Linked DNA regions of Homo sapiens: region 1 is linked to region 2. Evidence: read pairs that join two places in POLR2A ChIA-PET (ENCODE). Cell type or tissue: PC-3. All regions are shown on one strand. Links, peaks and the distances in the headings refer to the core of each region. The heading gives the core; the rest is flanking DNA. Region 1 holds the start of IP6K3 (inositol hexakisphosphate kinase 3). Region 2 overlaps LOC105375027 (a long non-coding RNA gene).

Evidence for each region. ChIA-PET counts read pairs that join two places held together with the same protein. Peaks named below come from ENCODE experiments on the same cell type or tissue, not always from the same donor. Only the 100,000 strongest peaks of a DNase experiment are listed, where the experiment ranks them.
Region 1: POLR2A ChIA-PET joins it to region 2 with 15 read pairs; 3 of 35 experiments call an interaction of 5 or more read pairs at or near these places.

Annotation. Positions count from the first base shown.
Region 1 is chr6:33,741,127-33,752,005 of GRCh38, reverse strand. IP6K3 (inositol hexakisphosphate kinase 3) reads left to right here and starts at 5,101. Exons shown (of 6, transcript NM_054111.5): 1 at 5,101-5,248. RefSeq lists enhancers at 1-80, 5,481-6,374, 6,375-7,267, 7,268-8,161, 8,420-9,109 and 1 more and a silencer at 7,373-7,502. In PC-3, for the core only: CTCF peaks have their summits at 7,261 and 7,472 (motif pointing left); DNase peaks (open chromatin) are centred at 7,445 and 7,555.
Region 2 is chr6:33,871,026-33,881,514 of GRCh38, reverse strand. It overlaps LOC105375027 (a long non-coding RNA gene), which reads right to left. Exons shown (of 4, transcript XR_007059555.1): 3 at 7,456-7,562; 4 at 6,877-7,225. Among named protein-coding and RNA genes, the nearest start is that of LINC01016, 21 kb to the left of the region's middle. RefSeq lists an enhancer at 2,412-2,912. In PC-3, for the core only: no CTCF peak of the experiment used is centred there; no DNase peak of the experiment used is centred there; H3K27me3 peaks cover 5,785 bases.

The DNA of each region.
Region 1 (10,879 bases), core at 2,880-10,879, 130 kb after region 2:
AGATGTGGTGTGGTCTGGGGGGATGTGGATGAATGACCCAGCGCTGCTGGGAGAGCTAGCCCAGTGCCAAGTCCCCAGCCTGTGTCCACATGCAGGGGCAGTCATCTCCTCCCCTCCTCCCAGCCTTCTCCAGGCCCAAACATGGCGCCGGGCTTGGCTGGGGAAGTGGAGGGGTGACCCGTGCCTTCCCCGTTGGGTGGAGACGTGTCTTTGCACCAAGGTGTGACCGAGGGCTGCCGGAAAATGAATCCGTGTTAGGAGTGGGGGCCCCAGATTCAAATCCCGGCTAGGCCACTCTGTTTCCTCTGCTGTGAAATGAGGGGAATGATGGCCCCTCCCTCACAGGGCTATTGTGAGGACCAAACGAGATAAAGTGTGTGAAGAGCTCAGGGCAGGGCCGGCCCTCTGCCCCTAACCTGCTTCTACTGATCATGGCCATAGGGTGGGCATGGTGGCTCCCCTCACACCTCCCATTCCCGGGGCCAAACACACACACACACACACACACACACACACACACACGGCCTGCAGAGGTTGTCTGTCCCTGAGGACCTAAGTGGTAACACCCTTGCTTCCCAGTCAGTGGGGCCATCTGCCTTCCAGAGAGAGTTTATCACCTCCCAGATTTTGCAATCTGTGGCTCAACAGCTCATCCTCCCACATTCCCGGCTGTAGTGGTCTGGGCCGGCCCTTCTACCCCAGTATCTTCAGCTGTTGGGGAGCCCGACAGGGCAGGCTCTGATGCAACGACCTGAACTGGATCCAACACCCAGGCTGGAAGCTCCCAGGTGGGGCTGGGAGCTAGGGGCCAGGTCAGGCCAGCAGGGATGTGATGATAGGGAAGCCACAAGCCGCCTAGCCACAAGGCCCCCCCTTGCTGCAAAGGGCTGGACAGTGACCTCTCTCAGGGCATGCTCCATCCTGCACTTTCTAGGGAGTGGGGCGGCGGGGAGGAGAAGGAAGGGGAAGGTGCTATGCCAAGCTGGGGTGCAGCGAGAGGGGAGCCCAGCATGGGAGGAGGGGCTTTACTGGAACCTGGGCAGGTCTGTAGCCGCCACCCATGTTTACACTGTGGGAAGGGGTGATGACATGTCCTAGAATGAGGTGGAGGTTGTTGTCTCTAGGGCAGGAACACTGGGTCATGGGAGCAGGGACAGGGGCAGCTGTTGAGGAGGGATGATGCCACAGAGCCACAGCAACCGAGCCAAAGGCCCCCATTAACTGGGGTCAGGGAGAGGAAAGGAAACCGCTGTTGTGCAAGCCAGAGCATGGCGAGCCCAGGAGGGAAAGCCAGAGACCCAGAATGTGTCCACGTGTTTATCCACTCATTCATTCATTCACCAAACAAGTACTGGAAGGCTGGCGCTGGGTTACATGCTGAGGACATAGCGTTGAGCAAACTGAGCCAAGTCACCATCCCCAAGGAAGAGAGACAGGCAAGGAGCAAGTCACACACATAAATATGCAACTACAGCTGGCATAAGCACTTCTAAAAAAAGGGACGAGGTGGTGGACTGTGTCAGAAAGGGCGGGGAGGGCTTCCTGGAGGTGGTGACACTGGAGCTGGAGCTGGCATCTGAAGGATGAAGAGGAGTTAACCAGGTGTGAGGTGGGGCTGAGGAGGTGGGCAGGGGCTGAACGCTGGGGGTGAAATTTGGACTTTATTCTAAGGATGGAGCCACTGAAGAGTATTAAGCAGCAAAGTGACGTGACTTGAATTGTTTCTAAACATCACTCTGGGGAGAATGGCTTGTAGGAGCAGGCTTGTAAAGAGATGTGGGAGAACATGAGGAGCTACTGAAGTCATCCATGACCACATGGTGGGCCAGGCCAGGGCCATAGAGATGGAGAAAAGGGGACTAATTTGAGAAATGTTTGGGACATGAAATCCACAGGACATAGTGATGGATGAACAGCCAGGGAAGGCAGCAGTGAAGTGGGAAGTCCTCAAAGGTCAGTCCAGGCTGGGGAGGGAGAGGCCAAGGGGGAGCTGGCCAGAGAGAGACCTGCCCACCAAATAGTAAGTGCATGCCTATGAGCCCAAGGGGTTTTCTCCTCCGAATGGTGGCATCTAAGGGCTGGCCTAGGATGCTCCAGTCCACAGAATAGTGAGTGCCACGCTGGTCAGGACTGATTTCCAGAAGTCAGGACCAGGCTAGGCCACTCTTGTTTCCTCCACTGTGAAATGAGGGGAATGATGGCCCCTCCCTCACAAGGCTATTGTGAGGACCAAACAAGATAAAGTGTGTGAAGAGCTCAGGGCAGGGCCGGCCCTCCCCCTAACCTGCTTCTACTGATCATGGTCATAGGGTGGGCATGGTGGCTCCCCTCACACCTCCCATTCCCGGGGCCGCGCGCACACACACACACACGGCCTGCAGAGGTTGTCTGTCCCTGAGGACCTGAGTGGTGGCACCCCTGCTGCTTCCTAGTCAGTGGGGCCATCTGCCCCACTGACTAGGAAGCAGCAGGGAGCAAGGTGGGTCACAGACATGGCTATGGAAAGATGCATAGCAGCAGGCATCTTGGAAGGGAAGCTGAGCTTTGGGGAAACGACCATGGAGAGAAATTGGCTGAAGTTGGAAAACAGAAATAAAGTGCCCTATTTGATTGCATAAGGAAAGTACCAGTTCTGGACGGTGGGGCCCTGTGTGTGTTTACTGCTGTATGTCTCAGATCACATATTAAGGGCTCGAAAATGTTGTTACATAAATAGAAGAATAAGAAGTCAATATGGAACCTTGCTCTTTACAACAGCAGCAAAACAAACGCAGAAAGCAGGTGGTGGAATGTGGACAGGCCCTCCTGGAGACCTGGGGGCCAGGGCACTCACTGGCCATCTTGCTCAAGTGGGAAGTCCTTCCCCCTCTAGAACCTGAAGGGCCTCCTGCTCATCCCTGTGGTGGTTCTGGGATTCCCAGAATAGGGATGTGAGTCCAGCCTGATAGGGAGAGGAGAGGTGGCGCAGGGCTGGGGGGAAAGGAGGTCATACCCTCTTCCAGGGCCAGGTAACCGGAGCCCAGCACACAGCTGGGCAGGGGGAGGGACAGAGCACACAAGAGGCCATGTGCCTTCCCTGGTGAAATGTGATCAGTCAGTCACCCTGCAGGGGGGAGTCAGGGGGCAGGGAGGGGAGGATCGGATCCCCACCCCACTTTAAACCAGGCTTCAGGGCACCCCAGGAATTCCTGTTATTTCTGTGGGGCTCTTCCCTCTCTGGGTGTGGGGAGGCCCACGTCCATCCACACAGTGGAGATGGGAGAGGAGCTCAGCCACCCGAAGGCAGCTGGGCAGGTAGGTAGCCCCACACAGGCTGCAGCCTCCCCATCACGGGAGGCTTTTTTTTTTTTTTTTTTTTTTTTTGGAGACAGGGTCTCTCTGTGTCGCCCAGCTGGAGCGCAGTGGCATGATCAATTATGGCTTACCACAGCCTCAGCCTTCTGAGCTCAAGCATTCCTCCTGCCTCTGCCTCTGCCTCTCAAAATGTTAGGATTACAGGTGTGAGCCACCGTGCCCAGCCACCCCTTGTTCTCTTGCCGCTAACACATCTGCTGAGCGGCTCCTGCTGTGCTGAGCGTTGAAGTGGGCGTAGAGGGCACTGAATGGACAATGGCTGGCGGGTGAGGGCCAGGAGAATGGGTTCAGTCCACCTGCCCCATCTTACCTCTGTGAAATGAGCGGTGAGGGAGAAGGGGCCGTCCTGGAACATGTTCTCCATGGACATGTGGAAATGGAGTAAGTACTACACCAACAGGTCTGGAGGGACCAGAAGATGGGTAAGGGGGTCCTGGGGGATGAGTCCGAGAGAGGCTGAACCAGACCAGTGGGCAACCTGGGCCCGAGTGGAGCAAGCAGCATCTCTGGCCAGAGAGGAGGCTGAGCCCCTCATCCACATATGGAGCAGCCCAGGAAAGGCAGGTGGGGCACCAGTGCCCAGGGGAACTTCAGCCAGATGTCCAGGGTAGCTTGATCTTCCTAATACTGGTCCAGGGTTACTTGGACCTGAAGCCTGTCCCCTGATGAACCCTGTCCTTTGCTCCCACCCCCTCTCTCCCGGTCCACCAGCCTGATTCCTGAACATCTCAGGAACTCGCCGTCTCCTTCCCCACACTGCCCCCTCTCCCAACCAGGCTAGGACTCTCCCAGAGGACAGCATCTGTCTGCCCACCTTTGAGAGTTTTAAACACAAGCCTGAGCCGACTCTTCCTGGCATAAAGCACCTCAGTTCCTCCCAGAGGCTGAGGACAGAGGCTGGTGAGGCCACCTCGTCCCTGCCCCATCTCTCCCCAGTCCCACTCCCTGCAGCTTCCACCTCCCTGACCCTGCTCCCACCTGCCTCTGGGCCTCTGGGCCTCTGGGCCTCTGCACAGCCTCTCCTGTAGCTAGAGCCCCCTTCTCACCACCCTCCCCCACTCAACCAAATGACCCTGTTTCTCCTTCAGCTCTCAGCCGGTCAGCTCCTCCAGGATGCCCTCCTCACTCTCTGCAAAGTCCTCTATTCTCTCACCAGACACTTATCCTGGAGTTGCCCTCTGACTTGCTGAGCCCCCCAGCTGTAATCCCCTGACACTGGGGGTGCTTGGTCAGCCCTAGCAGGGGGTCTCAAAAAATGCTTGTTGATGGCCTGATTGTCCTCAGTCTAACTGACTGTTGACTGATGGAACGTCTTGCCGCCTGACTTTCCTTCTCTGGCAGCCACAGTATGGGGTAAGCTGCAGTGAGGTTCTTGCAGAGAGGATGGGGCAAGAAGCCCAGCAGAAGGGAGAGCATGAACCCCCCAACCCGAGACTCACCCCTTTCCTTTTGAATTAGGAATCAAAAAATAACCAGGGCCTTGGGGTGATGGGCCCTTGGTGCCCAGGTCCTGACATCTACGTGGGCAGCTGAGCTGAACTCTCCCCTGCCTCAGACCAGTCCTCCTTTCCTCCTCCCCTCTTCTCTCTCCTCCTCTTTGTCCCCTCCCTTCCAGCCCCTCTGGCCCTGCCCCAGAGCAGCAGAACACCCAGCTGACAGCTGGACATGCCAGTCCCCACCAGCCCTTCCCCAGAGGGTCAGGTGACCCTTCCCTCCCCAGGCCACGGCAGCCCGGCCCTCCCGGGCAGACCTCCCGCACCAGGGCTCTGGTGAACAGCAAATGCTCCACGCTGGGACGGGCCATTGCCTGATGCCTGTACATGGTGGGCACTGAGAGACAAGATTCCTGGGCCCTGCCTTCCATACACTCCCCACGATCTCGGAGGAAGCTCTGGTGAGTGCTGCCTTGTAGGCAGGGATGGGCAGGGCCAGCCTCTTTGACGGGGCCTGACTGAGGGGAGAGAGGGTCTCGTGTTCACAGGGCCTGTCTGTACCCTGGGGTCTTGTCTCCATTCCAGGCTGGCCAGGAGTCTGCCCCACGGAGGTGCCAGCGTCTTCGTGGAGGTCTGTCCATCTGTGTGTGGCGGGGGTGGGGTAGGGCGTTGGGACAGTTCAGTGTATAGGAATTCTGGCATCTGTTCCTCTTTCATCCCTCTCCCTTCTCCCAGGGGAATTCCACCCCTCCCCTTCCAGGGGTGCCTGGAGCCCTCTCACTTCAGGGTGGACTGGGACTACAGAGGAAGCTGGGGGGAGGGGCAAGTACCGGGGGCTGCGTTAACCCTTAACAGAGGCCGGTGTCCAAGAAACGCGGGCAGCATCCCCTGGGCACAGGAACAGCATGTCCTAGCCCAGCAGCCCCAGCTTTCCACGGGAGGGGGCAGGAGGCCGGCACCAGGCTGGATGACATCAGCATCTACAGCAGCTGCCTGGGGCCTGGTGCAGGGTGGTGGTAGACCACGGGATGGCGGTCATGGGGGTGGGAGACATGTCTCCACCAAACGGTGGTCCCTGATGCCCTGGGCAGTGGTGGAGTCTTGGCCCCCACCCATGACTCTTCTAGGTACCCTAGTGAACCTGAGAACTGAGCTTGCCTTGGGGGCCTTAAACCCCCCATGCCAGGCCCCTTCCCCTGAAATTCTGATCCCATAGGGAGGGACTCTGCCTTCTACATTTTTAAAAAGCTACCCATTTATTTTTTAACCTTTTATTATGAAAAACTTCAAGCATACAAATAGAGGGAATGATCTCATGCACACTTGTACATCCTGCGCCTGATTTCAGCAGTGGCCCGAGTTTTGTCGTATTTGTTTCATTGAATACGCTACAGCTAGAGTGTTCTGACATCACAGCACGCCTCTCCCCTGCACAAAGTCCTCAGCAGGTCCTCACATAACCCACTGTCCACTAACAAATGAACAACTACCCATGAGCGTCTGCATCCTGTCTGCAGTCTCCTTTCCCCAGCTGGCCCTACATGTCTGTTAATGTTTTGTTAGAAAAGGATCCAGTCAAAAGGCATTGGGTCAGCAGGTCTCTTAAATCTCTTTCAATTAGAAAGAGCCTCTGCCAGCCCCCCGACCCCCCACCATGGTGATTTTTCCCCACCACTTTGCCTTGCTGAATCAAAGGGGGGGTTGTCCCATAGGAGGGTAAGAACATGGCAGGGTCAGACAGCTCTCAGTACAGATAGGGAAGCTGAGGCCCCGAGAGGCAGGCTCAGGGAGCCTGAGGCAGAACCAGGTCTCCTGTCCCCTCCTGGGCCACTTCCCTGCATCCCTGCCCCTCAATGCTCCTGTGGCCTCTGGGGCCCTCCCTGTCCTCTGCTGCTTCCGGGGGTCACAGGCCAGGCCAAGCCCACCCCCTGGCCAGCGGCATCTCCTTCTTTCTCCTGCCCTCCACAGAGCCTGAATAAATCCTTCCCAGGCAGAAACCCGGATGGTTGCTCTCTTGTTCACTAGCAGCCACAGGGAACAGCAATAAACTTTATGAGCATCAGGTCCTTCAGGGAAGAAAGCACGTGCACTGGCTGGGGAGGCGCAGGGTGGCAGCGCGTGCTGGCCCGCGGGCTGCAGTTGCAGTGTGTTACCTTAATAATAGTTACTGCAACTCATCCGGGGCTGGGAGGCCCAGCTGGCAGCTGAGAGGCCTCACCCACCCACCAGGGTGCCACAGCCTGGGCGGGATGGACAGATGGGGTGGAGATCGCTGGAGACCCCATCCTGCTCTGCCCAGATGGGCTCTCAAGTGCCCCACCACCCCCAGCCCATTCCCACCCCCTCCCCTTCAGCCCCTGACCCTGGTTAAGCAGTGGGAGGGGAGGGCAAGAGATGTTATAGAACGTTATGGGGAGAATCCAACCTCAATGATGGCTTCTGAGCTTTTCAAAAACATCTGCCTGGTGGAGGCAGAACTTCAGCTGCCATCGAGGCTCTCTGGGACAGGTCTGGGCAAAGCCAGGCAAACCTAGGGCAGTTCCAAGAATGTGTCCCCCAGTGGCTGGGTGAGGAGGTGGGTGCTGGCTTTAGTTTCCAGTTAATCCCTCTCAGGCATTTGGGGCCTCAACGTGTGTGCTGCTGCCCTCTGGTGGGGAAAAACCTTGCCTGCATTCTCCCTCAGCCACACACTCCCACACACGCACAAGCATTCACACACACTCACACAAACATACAAACACATGCACGCACACACACTCCATCCCATTATTGTGTTTTGACCTTAAAGAGCTGTTCCATCTTGCAACCATAAAACTGCCATGCTAACCGCTGGCAACACCTTACGTCTGTGGCTCATAGGTCTCTTGCACAAGACAGGTGGTGGCTGATCATATTACTTAGAGGAAGGCAGCAGGTGTGGGGCAGGGTGTTGGAGGCTGGGAAATGTGTAGGCAGGTCTGGGTGTTTAGCAATATCCAAAATCCTGGGTGCAGCTTCAAGAGGCAAAGTCCGGAGGAGAAAAGCATGGCTGGGAGGGGCTGTCAAAGCAGTTGCTAACCATGGCTGAGGAGCTGCGTGTCCAGGGGTCAGGATCTATTAGGGGGCCAAGAGGGAGAAGCCCTCGCAGCCTCTGCCTCCCCCAGAGCAGCCCTTCCAGTGGCACTTGACTTCGTGAGTCATCTTGCCCCCATGTTTCTCCCACCTTGACAGCAAGATCAGAACATTGTTGGTGCTGCTAAGTACATTTGTCAGTGGCTGAAGGGTTTCTAAACTAATAATCTCTGTATTAAAATCGTATTTGGTCCTCAAGCTGGAGAAATGTTGGGAGATTTTAAATGTTAAGAAAAAAAAAAGAAAAAAAAAACCCTCTCAAAGGATAAAATCAGCCCCGAAATAAGTTTCTATGACTGAGGAATATGAAGTATTGCTCTGTGATTCTAGAAACCAAGCCTTCTCCAGGGAAGAGATGCTCTCCTAAGCCACATATTTCAGCCACGGCTGGGAAAGTGATGTGTGAAGTCCCCCAGCACTAGGTATTGATCCCACCGAGCCGGAGAGCCACACGGACAGAGGGCGCACCATCCTACAGCCCTTGAGTCATTTTTAGAATGGATTTTAAAACTCCATTTTTCCCCCTGGAAAATAAGCTTGTGCCTTCCAACCTGGATGGCCCCAGATGATGCACAACCCCTCAGCCATGTGAGAAACTCCAAATTTCTCCTGCCCATTACAACCTAAGTGGTTTTAAATGGTTTTTGGGTCCTCTCATCTCTAATAGATTAAAAAATGCTCCCTCGGGCATCACAAAGACATTGAATGGTACTTGTACCAAACCTCTGGCTCCGAGAGACCTGTGAAATGTAAGTTAGAGCTTCAGAGGTGAGAGGGCAGGCCATAAACCATGCTGCTTTGCCGTCTGCCACATTTTATATTACAGTTTTCTTTTGCTACAAGCTGTTTCTTAATTATCTTCTACCCAGAAAGCCCTCTCCCCACCACCTAAGATTTATCGGGATGTGGTCCCGAAGGCTTCAGCACCTTGGTGATCTCAGGGTGCCACCTCCCTGCACTGAGCTGGGGCCCAGGCCAGCATCTCCTCTGGCTGGCCAGGCTGGGCTCACTCTCCGTCCCCCTCCACTGCCGGCTGCCTCTGCAGACGCCCTGCTGCTGCAGCACTGGCAAGGCCAGCCAAGCACTCCCGCATCCTCCTCCTCCACACAACACTCCCCTCCAGCCATCGCCTCCCACCATCTCCTTGCCCTTCCCTATTGCTCCCTGTACACACACTCCCCAAAGCAGGCCCTCCCCAAGCTCCCCAAGGCTGAGCCAACATCTCCCCTCCTCCTGGACTCCTTCCCAGACCCCTCAAACCACCCTGATCTCAGCCAGGAGCAGTACCTCTCCTAACCTCTTCTCCAGGACCCATTTGTCAACACAGTTTTTTCCCTACCAGTCCCTATGCAATACTCATTATACTTTTAGGATCTGTTGATTGAGAAAAATAGACGATGACAAAAACTACTAGGAATTCAATAATGCCTTTAAATGAATTTGTATTTTGTTAATTACCAACATATTTACATACATTTGAGAATTATCGTGCCTCTAGGGGATTACTTTCCTACTCTGCAGATTGTGGTGGTGAGGATTTGGGTAAGGTCTTGGCAGGCCCCCCGGGTGGGAGCCCTCACCCAGGGCCCTAAGAATCCACGCTGCCAAGCACTTCGTTAGACACTGCCCACCAGCAGCATGCTGCCCCTGGGTGTGCGGTTCTTGCTGCCCAGTCAGGTGCAGCTTCTGAAAGCTCCCTATCCTGACACAGGTTACTGAGGCAAACAGCATAAAGAGGGCCCCAGACAGCACCCTGGCCCTAAGAGCCTGACTTGGGTCTTGGTCCTGGGTCTCCGAGACTCCCAGAGACAGCCAGAGCAACTCAGCAGCCACTCCCCGTCCAAGCAGACTGCACGTGGTCAGAATGGGCGTCGACTTCAGAGTGAGACAGACTCATCACGGCCGAGTCCCAGCATTGGTGCCTGATAGCTCTGGACCCCGGGAAAACTCTGCAACCATTCTGACCCTCAGTGTCTCCATCTGAAAATTCCTAGCTGGAGACACAGAGGTGTGATTGTAAAGCCAGGGGTCCAGAGTTGACCCTTAGGAGTGACTATGATATAGGATATGTTTGTGCAATGAACTATTTGAGTACCTGACTCAAGTGAAGTTGCTTTGTTTTTTTTTTTTTTGCTTGTTTTTGTTTATTTTTTTCTGAGATGGAGTTTTGCTGTTGTTGCCCAGGCTGGAGTGCAATGGCACGATCTTGGCTCACCGCAACCTCCGCCTCCCAGGTTCAAGCGATTCTCCTGCCTCAGCCTCCCGAGTAGCTGGGATTACAGGCACGTGTCACCACGCCCTGCTAATTTTGTATTTTTAGTAGAGACAGGGTTTCTCCATGTTGGTCAGGCTGGTCTCGAACTCCTGACCTCAGGTGATCCGCCCACCTTGGCCTCCCAAAGTGCTGGGATTACAGGCGTGAGCCACTGTGCCCGGCTTTTTTTTTTTTTTTTTTTTTTTTTGAGATGGAGTCTCGCTCTGTTGCCCAAGCTGGAGTGCAATGACATGATCTTGGCTCACTGCAACCTCCACCTCCTAGATTCAAGCAATTCCTCTGCCTCAGCCTCCCGAGTAGCTGGGATTACAGGCATGCGCCACCACACCTGGCTACTTTTTAAAATATTTTTAGTAGAGAGGGGGTTTCACCATGTTGGCTTAGGCTAGTCTCGAACTCCTGGCTTCAAGTGATTCACCCGCCTTGGCCTCCTACAGTGCTGGAATTACAGGCGTGAGCCACCACGCCAGGCAAAGTGAAGTTGCTTTCAACTTAAGAGCTCCATACTGGGTGCCTGGCTGTGAGTTAGTGCATCAGGCAGGATGGACTAGGTCCTGCTGCATAACAAGCCACCCCCAAATCTCAGTGACTTCATAGAGTGAAGATTTATTTCCATAATGCTATATATCCAGTATGTACAGTCACTTAGGGACCCTACTGACAGAGGCCACACCTCAGCATGTGCTTCCAAGATCACCATGGCCAG
Region 2 (10,489 bases), core at 2,490-10,489:
ATGTTGATGGGAAACAGAGAAATGATTACTTGTAAAGACAAAAGTGGGCAAAGGGAAGAACTATGATCAACAGCTGTGGCCTCCCATGGATGCCCTGGGGCACGGGGCCTCGTGTGGCATGGAGACGGACTGGCCTGGAATCGTTTTACTCCACTTCACTTTTGAGTGGATGCAGATCAGTCTTCCCACCTGCATAGGGAAGCTTTTTTCTCCTTACTCTTCGTCCATGGTTAAGAGACTCAAAATAACATGGGAATGTGTATTAAAACCTGTAAACTGCCAAAGGAATCAATGTGAGCTAGGATGCCTTGTTGCCACTACCTGAGGACCTGTGAGGTTTTTAGCTGAGTGTGATCTTGAGAGCATAGTTCTCCCCTTAGCAGCTGAATTGTTTGAAATGCTTGTTTTCCGGTGCCGTAAAGAAATCGTACTTGAACATAAATTTATTTAGCAAGGCCATTTTTACTTCCTGGAGGAAGGGTACACTCGCCAGCAGTTTTGCCACGAGTACACCGAACGAAGGAGACAGGGTCATTCATAACCTGACGCGTCCACCCTACTGCTGTATCCGGTTTCCACTGGCTGGAACGGGACCTCACGTTCTGTATTTGTCCTGATTGGCTAGCAACTGAGAACTTTTTAAAAGAGGCAAAGGTAGAGGAGAATAAAGGAAGGAGGAAGTAACTTGTGTAATGCTGAGAAAGGTAAAAACACCTTCAAATAAGGAAGAGGAACAGGCTATGACCTAATGCTTGCTTGGACCAGTATAAGCAACCCAGGACAAATATTTAGGCTAAATTGTGGGAGCTAAGAACATAAAGTATATTGATTTCTTTATTACGGCTAGCAGATATTTAAGAATGTTAGCACAGGTCTTTGAATAAATTTTGCTTCTAAGAGAAGTTACTATTTATTCCTAATTAGACGGGGAGGAAAGTGTTTGATAGAGGAACCTTTACTTTTTACAGGGACCCAGACGGGTCTGCAGCGACAGGCTCACAAAGAGGGCCCATCTGCTGTCCAGAAGAGACATGCTTGTCTCAGCTCGACAAAGCAGTTCCATTGCCACGCTCTCACTGCTGGAGCTCCCCGCCCATCCTCCACCCAGTGGAATTTGGGGTGATCCGAGCAAATCTCTCATTTTTGCAAAATTCCATCAGGCATTTAACCAAAGGCAGATTCAGGCTGAGGGTAGGGGAGAGTGAGGGTAGGGGAGAGGGTAGGGGAGAGAGGGTAGGGGAGAGGGTAGGAGAGGGTAGGGGCACACAAAAGAGGGCAGCTTCCTTGTCTTTAATGTCATGCGCCTCCCTGTGAAGAGACCACCAAACAGGCTTTGTGTGAGCAATAAAGCTTTTTAATCACCTGGGTGCAGTTGGGCTGAGTCCGAAAAGAGTCAGCAAAGGATGATGGGATTTTCATTAGTTCTTCTAGGTTTGGAATAGGTGGTGGAGTTAGGAGCAATTTTTTGTGGGCAGGGGGTGGATCTTACAAAGTATATTCTCAAGGGTGGGGAGAATATTACCAAGCACCTTCCTAAGGGTCGGGGAGTATATTACAAAGTACCTTCTCAAGGGTGGGGAGGGTGTATTGTCACAAAGTCAATTGATCAGTTAGGGTGGGGCAGGAACAAATCACAGTGGTGGAATGTCATCAGTTAAGGCGGTAACAGGCTATTTTCACTTCTTTTGTGGATCTTCAGTTGCTTCAGGCCATCTGGATGTATACGTGCAAATCACAGGGCATATGATGATGGCTTAACTTGGGCTCAGAGGCCTGACATTTAACTTGCCTTCCTCCCTCGAAACATTTCCTTGTTTTGACTTCTAGCTCTAGGTACCTGCTCACAGAGCCCCTGCCCTCAACACTGTGGTCTTTCCACTCAAGGAAGCCTCAGTTGGCTTTTTGTGGGGTGGTAAGACATTGCTTGGTCATGATGTGAAATGCAATGAGACACCACCTTAATTCGGACTCAACGCCATCTGGTAGCCTGGTACTTTCACACACATAACCTGGGAAGAGGTTAGCAAATTGCATGTCAGGAAATGCATGTTCTTATCTTTGTGGCATGAGAAGAAGAAGGAGGCAAGTCCTGGGTCCTAGTTTCAACTCTGCCGTCACTGAGTGGATAAGCAGTTACTTCATGACTCCAACCTTTGGTTTTCTCCAGGGCTGGACTCAAGGCCACTCCCAGAGTCTTTTCTGTGGCTCTGACTTCGGAGGCTTTAAGAGCACTGGGGACCCATTCATCACATTTCAAGTCAACTCCGTGAAGAATCATTTAGTCAGAATTATCCCAGGAGGCTCAGCTCGCCCCCTGAGCAGGTTTCCCAGCAGCACTCCGGCTGGGCCCATTGCACATGCCAGCCCAGAGGACTCATGGTTAATGTCCGGGCGAGAGAAGCTCGGGACGCTTATGGTTGGCAGATTAGCGTTGGGAGGCATGGCAGTGTTGATCAAAGGACAACCTTGGGCTGGGCTCAAAGTGGGAGCAATTGGGAGAAATAATTAGGCAGAGTCAGAAAGAAATGTAAATACACCTGGACCTGCCTCTCCTGTTCACCAGAGTCCTACAGCTGACGCCTGCACATATCTATGACCAGGAGCTAAGTCCCCCATTCACGCTCCTGACCAACATCTGCCTCCTGGGATGGAGTGGGCCCTCCTCCACACACTGGCATCCATTAGGCACACCTTTACACGCTGTACCCCACCCTCTCAGTGTGAGATGTCCTCAAGGTCACCTGATCCAGCAGCCTTGAAAGGAGGCCTCTTCACATGGCATTGTTCCAAACCCCAGCACCTGCAGGCTCATTTTCTCTCAACACTTAATTCCTGGTGGGTATGGTTTAAAGCTACTCAGAGCTCCAGGACAGTGTGTCTGGCCAGCAAGGGGCCAGGAAGCCAGCCTTCCCCTTCCTTATGCCGTGGCCTGCCCTCATTTCCCATATCCCCACTGCTCCCTAGCCCCTCCTTCCCAGGCCTGGCTTCAGCAGCCCATTTGGGCCCTCTTGCCCTCACCCCACCCCACACCCATCAACTGCAAGAGAAGCTTATTGGACATGAACGGTGTCAACACAGAGATGAACAGGACTAAAATTCTTGGGAGAAGAGCTCACGGGAGCTGATGCTTGATCTGGGTCAAAGGAGTAGATAGGAAGGGGGGGTGGGTTCCACTTATTGGCTCAGCCAAGGTGCAGTCTGCCTAGGAACCCTCCCAGAGAGCTGTGGTGGGGGTGGACTCATTAAAGTAGACCGCAGGGGAGCACCCCACCCTGGCCAGGGAACAGACGCAGCTCAAGTTAGCATAGTGCAGTGGCCAGCCTGCCGTGGACGGGTGTAAGGGCTGATCAGATGAGGGAACAATTGATTGTGCCTGACAAGGCCAGGCAAGGCTTCGTGAAGCTGGGCTCTGGCCCAAGTGAGGCCTGGATAGACAGGTCAGTGCAAAGCTGGAAAGGAGCAGAGCCAGCAACTGTTTTTGATGTACAGATGACTGTGCCACTCCCCAGCAGCCCCTTCTTTATTCTGGGTACCTGGACGTCACCATGACAACCAAGCCTCCCTCAGCCTGTGGTGTGGGCTGGGGGCCCACTGAGCTCAGGGTGGGGACCCCCAAGAGGTGGTAGCAGCAGACCTGGGGGAGAGGCAGGAGAAGGGAGGGTTAGAGAGGGCAAGCTGGCTCTGCAGGGGTGGTGGGGCTGGGTGGCTGGGGAGGCTGGAAGAGCAACCCTCTGGTGTGGGGCAGGGAAGTAGGACTGAGAAACACCCACGAGAGCAAGCGAGTTATGGGGCTCTCCTCCCAACCACTCCCCACTTTCAGCACTTGTGTGATGTCATTCTAGGAACACCACCATCACCAGCATGGAGAGCAGCCGGGACCCCATGGGCAGGTCCCTAACCTGGTCCTGGTAGTTGGATTCCACCTCTGGAAGTGAGCATATCTCTCTCTCCTTTGCTTCTGCAAGGAAGGCACAGTCCCAAGCCTTTTCCAGCAGTCCCCAAATTTCACTGACTGCCCCATCCTGACCTTCCTAGCTGTCCTCTACCCTACTGCAGCTTCCACTGCATGCGTGTGCATGCAGTGGTCAGGGCCTCCTGAAGGCAGTTCTGAGGAATGGCTCTGGACAGAAGAGGGAAGGGTACTACATGACTCAATGTGTCCCTGAGCTGTGGCCAGCAGCGGATTGGGGAGGGGGTCTGTCCTGGCCCACCCATGCTTCTCCGTGAAGGTGGCCTTCAGCCTTGCAGTCTGGATTCCTCCCCACTGGAGGGAATAGATTAGGGAATGGTGCATGATGATGGAAGCCGTGTCTGCAGCTGAAAGTCACTTAGGAGAGGGCCCTGCTGTCTGGGTCTCTGTAGCAGGTATAGGGTCAGCGGAAGAGCTCACCTTCCCAGGCACAGACCCAGGTGGTGTATGGTTCCTGCTTTCCAGCCCCATCAGCCTCCCTGGCCATGTGCTTGAAGAGGTGCTTTCCTCTGACAGGTGAAAGACCAGGTGGGTTGCTCCATTAGGGTCCTGCTGGGATGGAGTGTCCTCAGGTCAGACAGACCCAGTGTTGCCTTGTTCAGCAAAAGCGCCAAGATGCCATTTCATCCTGTGCATGGGAACAAGAGTGCCCATTCATTCCTCAGGCTTTCTGAGTCTCTACTCCTACCTGTCACCACTTTCTCCCCTACTTTCTCACCCATCCCAACCCTACCCTGCAGTGGGGAAGTTGTCCTGGCAATTAACTTTCCATTCTTCTACTGGGGCCCTTCAAGTAACGTTTGGAGCTTTTCCCTAAATCCCAGCTTGGATAAATGATCCCCTCACATGTCCCCAAATTCTTGTTTGGTTTCTGAAGTTGGTCAGATGCTGCTTTCTGGACCCCAGGTGTGGGAAGATGCATCCACCTCCTGCCTCTATCATTTCAAGCTTGTTTTCCCAGGGCTTGCCCTGAAGGTATCTGAGATTGCAGGGAAAGATTTCTGCATAGGGAAGGGTCTGCCAGGGGAAGCAATGCAGGATGCTGAGGGCAGGCGGACGTTGGAGCAGAGGGCCTCCCCTCCTGGCGCACCAGATTCTCTCTCCACTCAGGACTGCAGCTGCTGCCTCAGCCATTTATTACTCACCTCTTCCTTTTCTTTCCAGTGATCTTTTTAGCTTCAATGCCCAATGCTAATCACTCATGCTCTGAGTACTTCCCAGATCAACCTTCTGAGAAGCAGAACCCATTTGCCCTGTGTCGTTTCTTCATCCCAGACCACATCTCAGGTTGACGTGCCTTGATGGGCTGCCCTTAGGTCAGCTGGGACCAGGCACAGACAGAGACCTGGGGGTCTCCCGGTGGGACAGAGCAGCTATCTTTAGAAGGAGCCATGTGCCTGGCAAATCAGCAAATGGCATGTCTATTACATTTTCATTAACTTGACAGACACCTGTTGAGCTCCCTCATCACATGGCAAGCACTGTTCTAGGCCCTGGGTAAACCACAGAGGCAAGGACAGGCCCAACAGTGTCCTCCGCTGTGCTTTCCCCAGAGCACAGCCCTTTGGAGTCTAGTGGACTCTTCTCTAAGAAATAGGAGATGGTAGGCCTGGCAGAGCTGGATGACCTCACCCAGCCGCTGCCAGATAAGGAGACAGATGCACAGAGAGGAGGTGTGACAGAGCTCGGTGAGCGTGCAGGCAACAGGGGCTTCATGTCTGTGATGCTGGGGCCGGCCTCTGTCTGTTTTCATTTCAGGGAAGTGTCCCTCAGGCTTCTTCCTCTAGTTGGAGAAAGAGAAGCCCTGATCTCTTGATTCTGCAATTCTTCTGCCCTTGCATCTTCCTCCAACCCACTCTCCCTAGCCCTCTTGGATGGCACCCAGCCTTGGCTGACACTGGTGGGTGTGGTGGGGAGGGTGCTTCAGAACTAGGGCCCAGGGAACCCCACCTGCCAGCTGAGAAACCCAGGGCCAGCCCTCGGCCCTCTGGGAAGCCAGATGGGCTGTCTACCTGACGGTTCAGCCTCCTCCGCTGTCAGCTGTGGGGCCATTTCTGTCACCACATGCTGATAACTGAGTTTTCAACTCTTGTGGGAGGTTCCCTAAAACAGGACACCCTCTTGCATGGATTTGTATGAAAGACAGCTGTGCTGGAGGCATAGGCTTCTAGAAGTTCCTTAGCTCAGAGGGATGTGAGCAGAAGTGCTTTCAAGCGAATCCACTCACTTTATTTTAAGTCCCACATTCCGGGTTTGGCTTCAGCCCAGCAAGTTCCCTCCAACTTGCTGCTGCTTGTGCTTCCATTACAATTCTTCCTGCTTTCTGTGCTCAGCTCCCCAAAGCTGCCTCTGCCCTCACCGTGCTGCAGGGCTGTCCCTTGTCCCCCCAGCACCTCCTGTCCTCCTCACCAGCCTAGACCAGCCAACCCCACTGGCCTCCAGGGTGGGCCAGCAAAGGGAGATGGAGAAAGAATGAGATCCCCTGAAAGCCCAGTCAGCAACGTGGAGACTCAGGTCTGTGTTTCTAACCAGGACTGCAGATCAACCTCACAGGAAACTCTTTTAAAATAAAATACACACACACACACACACACACACACACACACACACTCACATGCCCACACATACACACGTGGGCCACCCCTCAGAGATTTAGATCAGTGGCCCATGTTGCGTCTATCTGTTCTAATTGGTGGATGGGGGGAGAAAAGAGAAAGCCCCCTCTCAGCATACAAATGGCAAAAAAAAAAAAAAAAACACACACACACACACACACAAAAAAAGAGGTGCAGAGAGAAATTGCATTAGGCAACAGTTGCCTGTAATTGTTACCAAACTTTTGGAAAACAAGAAACAACAAAGAAATAAAAGCAGTAGATAATTAAGTACATAATTGTACACACCACTTGTTAATTAAGCTTTTACTCCTAAAACCTGACAGAATCTGCTTACAAGGTGATAACGTGCAGGAACGTGGCATATGGTGAGCCATCTGCAATACAAACGCTTTGTCGATGAAAACTTCCCTGCCCCACAAAAAGAAGGAGATGCTAAATGTAGTTTTCCAGAGCAGAGTGATGTATCTTCATTCCGTGCAGAAAATGAGTTGACGGTACAGTGTGCAGATGAAAGAATGTCAGGAAGGGCCACGCGGCACCCTCTGTCCTCGCTGCGGCTCTGCGTGTTTGGTTTGTGGCCCATGCTAGGGGTTCTGAGAATCGCTCGGTTGGTGTATCTGGTGCCCGAGAGCAGTGTCTTAAGAACAAATGAAAAGCAACACTTCTCTTAAATGCTCCTGTTCTGGGTGTGCAGGGAGCTGAAAAAGACCTATGAAGGTCTTGAGAAAAGTGGGTTGAGGAGCAACGACGGTCCCCGTTTCTCAACTGTAGCCCACTACCCTCTATCCCACCACTGGAGCTGTGGTCTCCAAGCCTCCTAACCTCTTCAAACCTTCCTCGGCTGTAAAATGGAGATAAAGTACTTACCTTGTCAATTGTCCTGGGCTGATGGCAAGCCCTGGTGAGATTGTTCCTGGATCAAACTGAGGGTCGGGCTGCTATTTCTCATGGCCCAATAACGAGATGCAGGTGAACTGGGGAGGAAGAAGTTTTTATTTCTGTAACCGGTTTTAGGTAGAAGGCCTGGAAATTATTGCCAGACCAACTCAAAATTACAAAGTTTTTCAGAGCTTGTATATCTTCTAAGCTATATGGCTATGTATAAGTGCGCATTCTTCTAAAGACATAAGTGATTAACTTCTTTTAATCTATAACTAAGGTCTGAGTCCTGAAGGCCTTCTTCTGGAGCCTTAGTAAATTTACTTAATGTAAATGGGTCCAGGTGCTGGGGTGATTACCCTTATCTTGTCTCCTGCTAAATCACGGAGGTTTGGGGAGTTCCTTCAGATCCCCAACAAACTTGTCTGTGGTGGCCTAGGGAGTTTCTTCAGAACCCCAGTAACGCTTGTTTAATCCTAAATGGGTCCTATTAAGAATTCCCATGTCATGCTTTAAGACCCAGGAAAGGCCACGGCAAAACTCTTGATGGGCTTTTTGTTTCATTCCAGCCTTTGTATAAGGGCACTGACTTTTTTATCTTTTAATATTTCACCACGCAGTCAGTACTCAAACAGTTGTGATGGAGGCCAGTGTTAGTGAAACCTGGTCTGCCACAAGATGATGTAAAAAGCGTATGTCCGGTGTGAGATTTTACATATGTAGGGAATTATTGTTACTAATAATAAGCCCTTGAACCCTGAGTGAGCATACCTTTACTTCAGCTTGATCTTTGACTTGCACCCAGAGCTACACAGCAGGCAGGTCCAGGGCGACAGTCTCGATCCTTGATCTTCCTGGGCTCCCGGGGTCACTGAGGAGGGCTGATCTTTGGGAGATGTGGGAGGATGGAGCACTGGTGCAATGGAAAGGGGCCCTGGGCTCCCACGGTGCCTGCGTCTCCTTCATTCTGAGGGCCTTCCTAGTTCTGCTGCTTGTGTTCTAAGAGGTCTGACAAAGCAGCCCTGCAGAAACTGTGGCAGCTGCAAGAGGGGAGGGCCACCTGGGGGTTGGGGCTTTGGGGCCCTGTGGGCAGGCTGGCCTCCTGGAGATAGCTAGCTCGGAAAGCAGTGGGGCTGGGGAGGCCCTGCCTGCGGCCACCCCAGTCTCCGGGCCTCTGAGTCTCTGCCTTGCCTCTGTGACTCTGCTTCTCCCTCCACCTGCTTCTTCCAGGTCTTCTGAAGGAGGAGGCGTCTGGCCACGCCTGTTAAGAACACATCCTCCCCAGCCCCCACCTGTGGGCCTTGGCCCCTGCCTACCCCAAGAGGGCTGCCTTTGGTCTCACACTCATCCTCATCCCCATCAGTGGGGACACACACTCCAAAGCACAGTGATCCATGTGCATGGGAGCACTCCCACCCTCCTCTTGCCCTGTGGACCTCCTTGTTCAAAACTGTCCTCTGCTCAGACTCAGGCCAGGACCCCAGCTTTTTGCTTCCTGGATCCAAAAGGGGGGACCCCTGCACCTCTGCTGGGGGGCATCCATCATATTCATTGATGATTTTTTTCTCAAGTATTCCATAAAATCCCTTGCCGGGCTGTGGAGACAGGGCTGCGTTGCTCCTGAGCGCCTCACCTCCACCCCTACCTGCCTCTCCTGCGGGGCCCACTGCTCTGTGCTCCGTGGAAGGGCCCACTGTCCCTGGCCTGCTACTGCCCTGGCCCTTCCTTCAGTGATTAATGCTCCTACAGGACGCCTTGGGAAGCCTCCATAGCACCAAGCCTGCTCTTGTCACAAGAGAGGAGCACAGTGCAGACACAGTGTCTACTCCCTGGAAGGCAGGGCCATGTCCTGGTGGTCAGACCCACCAGGTGGATTGAACAGAACAGAGCATAGTCCCGAGGATCTGCATGGGCCTTCCTATGGGCAGGGCATCTGAAGAGGGAGCATCTCGTTTCTTCCTCTCCACAGCCCTGGAGGGAGGCGAGGGGGAAGGGAGCAGCAGGGCTATTGGGGGATGGGCACGGGCAGCCCTGGGTCCCAGGCTGGGATGTGTCTGCACATTGGCACCACTCCCTCAACCAGGGCGCTTTCTCCCTGGAAGTGTGGGTAACAGTGTACACCCCAGAACAGGCAGAGGGAGTGCTCTTGATACTCTATACTTCACACTTCTATGGGTTTCTTAGTCTCCACATCTTGTAAACAAAGGAAACTAGGTCTGCACAATCCCCAACATCATCACAGAAACAGATTCTAAAGCTGGAAGGAATCAGAGATGATGAGGTCCACTCCCCCTCATTTTACAGAAGGAAAACCTGGTCCCCAGGGCAAGAGTGATTTGCTGAATGTCATCAAGGCAATGGGAGGCGTTCCTGCCTTGGGGCCACACTCCTGCTGCTCCAGAACCCCAGTATAGAATAGCAATAGCAGGATGCCTGGTGCAATGAACACCAGACAGGTGGAGAAGATGGCTTCAGCAAGGAAGTAGAAATGGAAGAAAAGCCAATTTCTGGCCACAGCTGGGAAGGCGATGTACTAGGGCAGAACAAGAGGGTCTCCAGGCATGGACAAATGGCTGCTGTATTTCTAAGAACAGAAGCCTTTTTCTGTTGCTAGGGGCGAGAGCTCCTTTTGGGCAAGCTCTTACATGGAATAAAAAGGGTAGAATTAGGGCTTGATGTGGGCTGGGCGGTGAGAAGCAGGCGGGGGGTGGTGGTGTGGCTGAGAGAAGAGCCTGAAGGGAGGCTCAGGTTCTGGCTCAGGCTCCAGAAGGTGGTCCCTGGCCCTGAAGAATGACTGAGCAGAGCCATTGGGGGGCCCCAAAGCCCCGTGCTCAGCTCTAGGCTGGGCAGGGTTTGCAGGGAGTGTCCATCTCAAGGCTCTGCCCAGCTGTGGGGGTGGCATTGAATCAGCACAGATCTTGGGCCGAAGCACCTGGGACGTTCCCAGGAGGCCCCAAGGGCCCCACAAACCCCTCAGAGGGGAGGGGAGGGAGCATACTTGCTCCAGAACTTGGAGCCTCTT